Linked DNA regions of Homo sapiens: region 2 is linked to region 1. A link is an interaction called in ENCODE POLR2A ChIA-PET data of the cell type or tissue named here. Cell type or tissue: B cell. All regions are shown on one strand.

The links. ChIA-PET counts read pairs that join two places held together with the same protein. Peaks named below come from ENCODE experiments on the same cell type or tissue, not always from the same donor. Only the 100,000 strongest peaks of a DNase experiment are listed, where the experiment ranks them.
Region 2: POLR2A ChIA-PET joins it to region 1 with 9 read pairs; 2 of 35 experiments call an interaction of 5 or more read pairs at or near these places.

The regions. Positions count from the first base shown.
Region 1 is chr2:45,914,079-45,918,078 of GRCh38, forward strand. All of the region lies in intron 2 of PRKCE (protein kinase C epsilon), which reads left to right. Among named protein-coding and RNA genes, the nearest start is that of PRKCE-AS1, 240 kb to the left of the region's middle. In B cell, no CTCF peak of the experiment used is centred here; a DNase peak (open chromatin) is centred at 1,613; H3K27ac peaks cover 665 bases.
Region 2 is chr2:45,767,263-45,771,262 of GRCh38, forward strand. All of the region lies in intron 1 of PRKCE (protein kinase C epsilon), which reads left to right. Among named protein-coding and RNA genes, the nearest start is that of PRKCE-AS1, 94 kb to the left of the region's middle. In B cell, no CTCF peak of the experiment used is centred here; no DNase peak of the experiment used is centred here.

The DNA.
Region 1 (4,000 bases):
CATGTGTAGCAAAGTGTGATTCACATTCTAGTCTTCACATAACTTACTGATGACTTAAATTACGTGGAAGCATACAATATCATGCTAGGTGCTATGAAGGCATTAAGGAGTTTATAATTAGGAAGATAAATTCATATGTGAATTCAAAAAAATAACAATGCAAGCCAGGTGGAGGGTAAATGCTGGAGTGTCTAGAATAGCTAATAAGATGGGTGGACGATATGTCCAGTGACTGAATATGGAACACCAGAGGCAGGGATGAGCAAGCTCTGTTTGGACATGTGGACTTGGATGTGTCTCAACGATGTGTGGTCCAGAGGGCTGGTGGCTCCCTGGGTCTGGAGCTCAGGAGTGTTCTGTGCTGTAGATCTAGATTTAGGAATTGTGGCATGTAGGTAGCCATGGTGGTCCAGGAAGTGTGCGAGACTGATAACTATTTCTTTGCTCTTTGGTTTGGGAACCAGTCCCTACCTCCATGTTTTCTCTCACTCCACCAGGCTGATCGTCCCCCATCTGCTTCCTAGGTTCCTCTTCCTCTCCCTGGACCATGCATTTAGAGCTTCCTCAGCAGGTTCTTTCTACACATGTTAAAGTCAATGAACCATAATCTGATTAGAAATTTTAAAGAGTCCATAAAGTCTTTCATTGATGGCAAGTTAATCAAGTGTTGCTTTTATTGGTTTGGCATACATAGGAAGTAATGAATGCCATGTATAGCTATGTAGGAGCACTCAGCTGTTGGGGAGTGATCCATGCATACGTAATAGGGAACTCTTTCTTGGTTTTCCCACAAAACCCCACTTTCTCTTACTATCAACTGCTGAAAAAAAGTATCCTTTTGCTAGAACTTTCCATATTGTTTTGCTTGTTTGTTTGTTTGAGACAAGAGTCTCTGTCACCTAGGCTAGAGTGCAGTGGCATGACCTCAGCTCACTGCCACCTCCACCTTCTGGGTTCAAGCGAGCACCTCCAGCTAATCTTTGTATTTTTAGTATAGTTGGGGTTTCACCATGTTGGCCAGGCTGGTCTCGAACTCCTTACCTCAGGTGATCTGCCCACCTTGGCCTCCCAAAGTGCTGGGATTACAGGCGTGAGCCACTGTACCCAGACTCCATATTGTATTTTAGACTGACATTTTTGTTCTTTCCACCTGATGATTTTTTGCAAAATAATATAATGAAGGAGTAAGGCATGCTGTTCTTTCAGCCCAATGAGTCTCTATTTTTTTGTTTCATTTTTTAGTAATTAATAGATTTAAGTATTTAATGCATCTGTTCTTAGCTTCTAAGCACATCTTTAAGATCGATGGCATGAACTTCCAAGAACAAAGGGTTTAAATATTAATAGGATTGGGAATCAGCTGTTTTGTATGAGTATTTTAGAATTTCCCAAAGCTCCAGTGAACCCTAAAGAATTCAGCCTCCTTATCTTTAGAGATTTAGGTTATTTTGGGTCTTTCCAGGAGCAAGTTGTTTCTACCTGAGGAGTAGACAAAGGACAAATGAAAGGTCCTGAGGCCTCCTAGAGGCAGATGTAGATTTTCAAGTATCTCAAAGTTCTATCAAATTCGTATGATCTTTTTCTCATTTGCCTTTAGCTCAGCAGAGCGTGGTGCTGGTGGAGCTCAGTCGCGGCCTTGTTTTGGTGCTGGTTGATTCACATGTGCCCTTGGTCTCATGTACAGACATGACCTGACTAGAAGTCACTCAGTAACTGGCTGGACCAGGATGAGAGAAGCCAGTTCTTAGTTCCCAAGCATCCTCCTCTCCCACTGTCCCACAAGTGATACACACCTGCAGTCACAGGTGGATTTAAGGAACCTGAGAGAGAAATCGGGGTATCTCTTCCACTGAGATGAATTATGCAGCATCTACATCCCCTCAACACAGACTTGTAATCAGGGAGAAAAATTTGTCTGGGTAGGGAGCCTTGAAAATTGGTGGTAGAACTTGGAGAGTTTAGGATGGCTCTAGGGCTCAAGAGAGAGATGGTGGTATGAGGAAGGAACTCTAAGGACATTGAGAAGGGTGTGGTGTCTGATGGATTTCATGTTAGTCTTTTCTATCTCTACTTACTTTTCCTTTAAAATTTTCTAAAATGTAGTATCTTTATGACAGGAGAGAGAACTAGTTCTTCTATATTCTTCTATATGCACTGAGAAATTTTTTTTTTTTTTTTTTAGACAGGGTCTAGATCTATCATGCAGGCTGGAGTGTAGTGGTGTGAACACGGCTCACTGCAGTCCTGACCTCCTTATCTCAAGCAATCATCCCATCTCAGCTTCTCAAGTAGCTGGGACTAGAGGTGTGCACCACCACACCTGGCTAATTAAAAAAAAAATTTCATGTGTGGAGATGGGGGTCTCACTGTTGCCCAGGATGGTCTTTTAATTCCTGAGCTCAAGTGATCCTCCTGCTTTGATCTTTCAAAGTGCTGTGATTGTAGGTGTGAGCCATTGCACCCAATGAAATAAGCCATTTCTTATTTGGCAAAGTCTGCAGATCATCTTTTATTTGAGCAATTTTGACATCCTCTCAAATTGAGTATTTCTTTAGCCAATCGGGAATCTTGGGTGTTCTGATCTCTTAGATTACAGTACATTTAAAAGAGCATACAGTCTAAACACAATAAAGCCCGATTACAGAGTGTCTTGTTCATACATTTACATCCTACTGTGTCCGGAATTGGTGGGTTCTTGATCTCACTGACTTCAAGAATGAAGCCGTGGACCCTCACGCTGAGTGTTACAGCTCTTAAGGTGACGCGTCTGGAGTTTGTTCCTTCTGATGTTTGGATGTGTTCGGAGTTTCTTCTTTCTGGTGGGTTCGTGGTCTCACCGGCTCAGGAGTGAAACTGCAGACCTTCCCAGTGTTACAGCTCATAAAGGCAGTGTGGACCCAAAGAGTGAGCAGCAGCAGGATTTATTGCAAAGAGTGAAAGAACAAACCTTCCACAGTGTGGAAGGGGACTCCAGCAGGTTACCACTGCTGGCTCAGGCAGCCTGCTTTTATTCTCTTATCTGGCCCCACCCACATCCTGCTGATTGGTAGAGCCCAGTGGTCTGTTTTGACAGGGCGCTGATTGGTGCGTTTACAATCCCTGAGCTAGACACAAAAGTTTTCCACGTCCCCACCAGATTAGCTAGATACAGAGTGTCCACACAAAGGTTCTCCAAGTCGCCGCCAGAGTAGCTAGATACAGAGTGTCAATTGGTGCGTTCACAAACCCTGAGCTAGACATAGGGTGCTGATTGGTGTGTTTACAAACCTTGAGCTAGATACAGAGTGCCAATTGGTGTATTTACAATCCCTGAGCTAGACATTAAGGTTCTGCAAGGCCCCACCAGAGTAGCTAGATACAGAGTGTCAATTGGTGCATTCACAAACCCTGAGCTAGACACAGGGTGCTGATTGGTGTGTTTACAAACCTTGAGCTAGATACAGAGTGCCGATTGGTGTATTTACAATTCCTGAGCTAGACATAAAGGTTCTCCACGTCCCCACCAGATTCAGGAGCCCAGCTGGCTTCACCCAGTGGATCCCGCACTGGGGCTGCAGGTGGAGCTGCCTGCCAGTCCCGTGCCATGCGCCCGCACTCCTCAGCCCTTGGGTGGTCGATGGGACTGGGCGCCGTGGAGCAGGGGGCGGCGCTCGTCGGGGAGGCTCCGGCCGCACGGGAGCTCACGGTCGGGGGTGGGAGGCTCAGGCATGGTGGGCTGCAGGTCCCGAGCCCTGCCCCGCGGGAAGGCAGCTAAGGCCCGGCGAGAAATCGAGCGCAGCGCCCGTGGGCCGGCACTGCTGGGGGACCCAGTACACCCTCCGCAGCCGCTGGCCCGGTGCTAAGCCCCTCATTGCCCAGGGCTGGCAGGGCCGGCGGCCGGCTGCTCCGAGTGCGGGGCCCGCCAAGCCCACGCCCACCCGGAACTCTAGCTGGCCCGCTAGCGCCGCGCGCAGCCCCGGTTCCCGCTGGCGCCTCTCCCTCCACACCTCCCTGCAACCTG
Region 2 (4,000 bases), 150 kb before region 1:
TTCTTTGAAACTTTTTAAAAAAAGGAACAAGAAAGTAAAAAATCTGCACAGCAATGGCTCCTTTTAACCAACCTCTTAATGGGCAATTTTAAGTACTTTCAGAATTTGGAAGAATGTTTATGTCAGAAATATGTATCATCTCAGCATCTTGGTTATGCTTATCCAAAAGTCTTGGCCTTCCTGCCTCTTCCTCTTGTAAGGGAATTTATGTAGAAAGAGGGTATGTAATCAACCATGTTCACACTGCAGAGAGAGTTTATACAGGAAGGCACTGGTTTGGGCTTTGTAATACTGAAGGCTTTACACCCAGAAGAATTTTGTAATCTAGCACACTCAATCTCCGGGGGCATAAGTTTTCTCCAATTATTGCCTTGAAGTTTTATTAAGGATCAAAGGAACGGCCTTACAAAGAATGTGCCTTCACTGTCAGCAGTGCTTCTGTGGACTTGCTGCTTTCTCTAGCATGCATGTCCATTGGAAAGACCCATGTGTTGGATTCCTTATTGGATGGTTTTACTGGAGGAAGACTTAGGGCTTTATTTTAGGAATTTGAAGACTTCCACCACCCTTCACAGTATCACAGGTGTTTGCCTCCTAGAGCATTGTAAACTAGAAACACCAAGGGATAGAAAACATTTGTGGGAATAATGGATCCATGCAAAAATACCTCAAAGAGCAAAATTTGGCTTGATACCAAGCAGAGGAGTGAAAACTCAAGTGCTGAGCTTCCAGAAGCTTCCTGGAGAGGAGCTATTCCTTGGCATTGGTGCCAGTGCCCTGGTGAGAAGCAAAATTGTTGGCCAGGGTTCATGAGTGGTTACCCAAACCTAGATGCCAGAGATCATGGAGAAGAAACTCTAAGATGGCCAAGCTTTTCCCACTCTTCTCCTCCAGATGTTTCCCAGTGGGTAGATGTGATCTCTTAGGAAATTTGACCATTTTCATAGCAGAAAGAAATCAAAACACGAAAGAGCCTTGAAAAGCTGTTACAGTGCTAAATGTATATTATGGGAATGCTTTTTTCCTTGGCCTTATCCTGGCCTGGCTCTAATTATCTACAGAGACATCTGATTAACTCCAAATGACATCGTCTATGTGTGAGTCCCATGGGGATGGCTTCTGGAAGGAACAGTTCAGGGACCATATCACATTTCATTAGTTGGGTTCCCCCTTTCATGATTTCTCATTTTGGTTGAGAAATGAAGGACATTTTAGCTTTCCCTTCCCTCTTTTCCTTCTGTAAAAACTTAAGTCTCTGATAGTTGGCCAGGGGGCTCGATGGGTAGGGGAGAGTTAGGAGGGGACAGTGAGGGCTGGGAGATGATGCTAGGTGCTCTTTTCCTTCTCACCTGAGCCCTACCTGAACAATGGGCCAGACAGAGAATGGATATTGAGCAATTATGCTGTTTTCTTTCTCTGTTTATCCAAATGCTCTGTCTTTCACATGCGAGATGAAGGAAAACCCATTTCTACTACTGATTTTCTCTCCCTTCTCTGAATATGTGTAGGAATTATAGTCTTTACCATGCAGCTTAACACACATTTTACATCTATCTGTTGGCTAATGCTTAATTATATCCAAATGTTGTGTCTCCACCTTGCAGTAGGCTACTGGAGGCCCAGAACTCAATGGACAACTTCATATCTCCACGTTACCAGGACAGGGCTTAGCCACAGATATTTATGGATCACCTGATTGTTCTGCTACTGACATGTTCACCTCCTCAAAACCTGCTTTCAAAGCTTGGCAAATTCCGGGCCATTTTGGCAGCAGAGCTGTGGGACAAGATTTAAATTGTTTGTTGCCATTTATTGGTGAACTGGACAATCAATCCAAATTTAAAATTCTCTAATCAGATTAGTTTATTTTTAATCATCTGGAGTCTGGCTGGGTTTGTTCTGTGTGGGAGCCAGTGAGACCCAACTGTTTCATTGACTTCCTTTGTATACTCTTGACAAAAGTCTTTTCATCCTCGCCCACCTTATGCCTTCAAAACTGTGAGTCAAGCTGCATTTCCTTTTTTTCTCCTTCCTCCCCATGGATACATCTTAGTTGCCATTTTTTCTTACACCCCTTTTGTTAGGTGTTAGGGCTTCAGTCATGCTGCCTCCCTTTGGCAGGGCTGGGAGGGGTGTGTGTGTATGTACATATCTGCATCTGTGTGTGTGTGGCTTTTTGCATGCGTATCTGATGGTTGTGTGTACACTCATTCATGCACAATCGCTGGCGAGTAGTTTGAGTAACATGGCATCCAGCAGGGATCTTGGGCCCCGGAAACTGAAGAACTAACCATTTTTCATCCAGAGACTAGTTTATTTCTCACTGATATTAAGTTTGTTTAACCTGTGATACAGAATTGTGAAGGGATTCTATTTCATGAGTTTGTAAGTTCTTTTCTTTTCTATGGGTTTTAGCCAGTTTGTCTTTAATGTGAAATTTGTATTCTGTGCTCACATATTTTGATATGTTTTGCTTCCTGGGGTCATACTTAGGGTACAAATCAACCAGATACAGATTAACCTGTGGATGTTTAGCCTTTGCTAAGTGCATCCTTGTCTCTAAATTCTTAAATTCCAGCACCCTGGTTAAAACAGTAGGAGGTGTGAGGAGGAACCCTTCTGAGAACAGATAGGCAGAAACATGTACACGGCGCCAATCTCCCATGGCTCCTTGCTCTTGCCAGGGTGCAGCAGGCACACGTGCACCCCGTACTGTCACTCACAGACACATGCCTGGATGCCCAGGTGCACACTCACACAGCCATCACACAGGATTTGCAGTTCTGCAAGAGGTGGGGCTGTGAAACGCTCTCCTTCTCTATGCGCATGTCTTTTATCCCCTCTCTTGGGTGGCTCCTGCAGTAGCGGGTGCTATTGGAGTAGTGTATGCTCCAGCCCTCTCTCGGACTGCAGCCCTGGGGGACACTGTTCTGCTCCCCTCCTGTCCGGGGAGTTGCTGCTCTGCCCTAGGGTCAAATGCAGACTGGTCAGGGACAATCTGGAAATACTGTAGGGATGCATGGGGTAGGTAAAAACCATGCTTCCTCTGTCTGGAAACAACACTGACTGTGGCTTTTTTATTTTAGGGACATGATGTCACTCTTCTGTTTCAAAAGTGTGCATATTGCCTAAGGTTCTCATGTTCACGTAGACTGTAATTTTTGAGATAGGCTGTGAGACACTAGATATATGGCGTCCCTTCGGCCACTTGTGTTTCTGGAGCTCGCAGAAGGACGGTTTACTGTTTCCACAGAAGTCTGAATGTTGGTTGAGCGTCCTACCTTCACAGGAGGACCAGGCAGGGCACAGCCATGGTACCGCCCCCCACAACCACAAAAACACCCTATGATTTAGACAAGAGACAGTTATGGGCATCTTTACTTCATAGGTGGATGATGAAATTGAGACAGCGAGAAGCCCAGGGGCTGGGATGCCAGCTCTCTAACCGTACCCTCTCTCTCAACCTGCAGGTCACCAGTACTGGCCCCATCTGCAGCGGATTATTTCTTCCTTCCTAAAAATCCAGGCTGCTTCTTGCCATGTGGAGACAATGAGCTCCTTAACCAAGGGTGAAAAAGACCAACCAAATCAAAACAAACAAGGGCTTTTTTTTTTTTTTTAACACTTTTCTTAGGAAGTCATTAAGGAATTATTGAGCTGATTAATGTGAGTGGAAAATATTTAAGTTTGGTCATTGTTTATGCTGGCCAGTTTGATTGCATTAGCAATTGACTTACAAAGCTGCTGTAGTGTTCCCTCCAAGCGTACTTTCATTCCTGGGTTGACTAATCAGTGGATCCCTGAGCTCAATGATGATGAGGGTCCCCCAGTGTTTAGAGGGGCTGCACTGGGGAGTAGAGAATGCAGGGGTGGGAAGAGGTGGGTCAATGCAGACCACTCCTCCCAGGCTGAGATTCACTTTTGTCCTTTGTTGGCAAAGATGGTGATGCTAGGGAATTTGGAAGCTGAAAGGAAAACAAAGGACGGGGCTCAGGCAGAA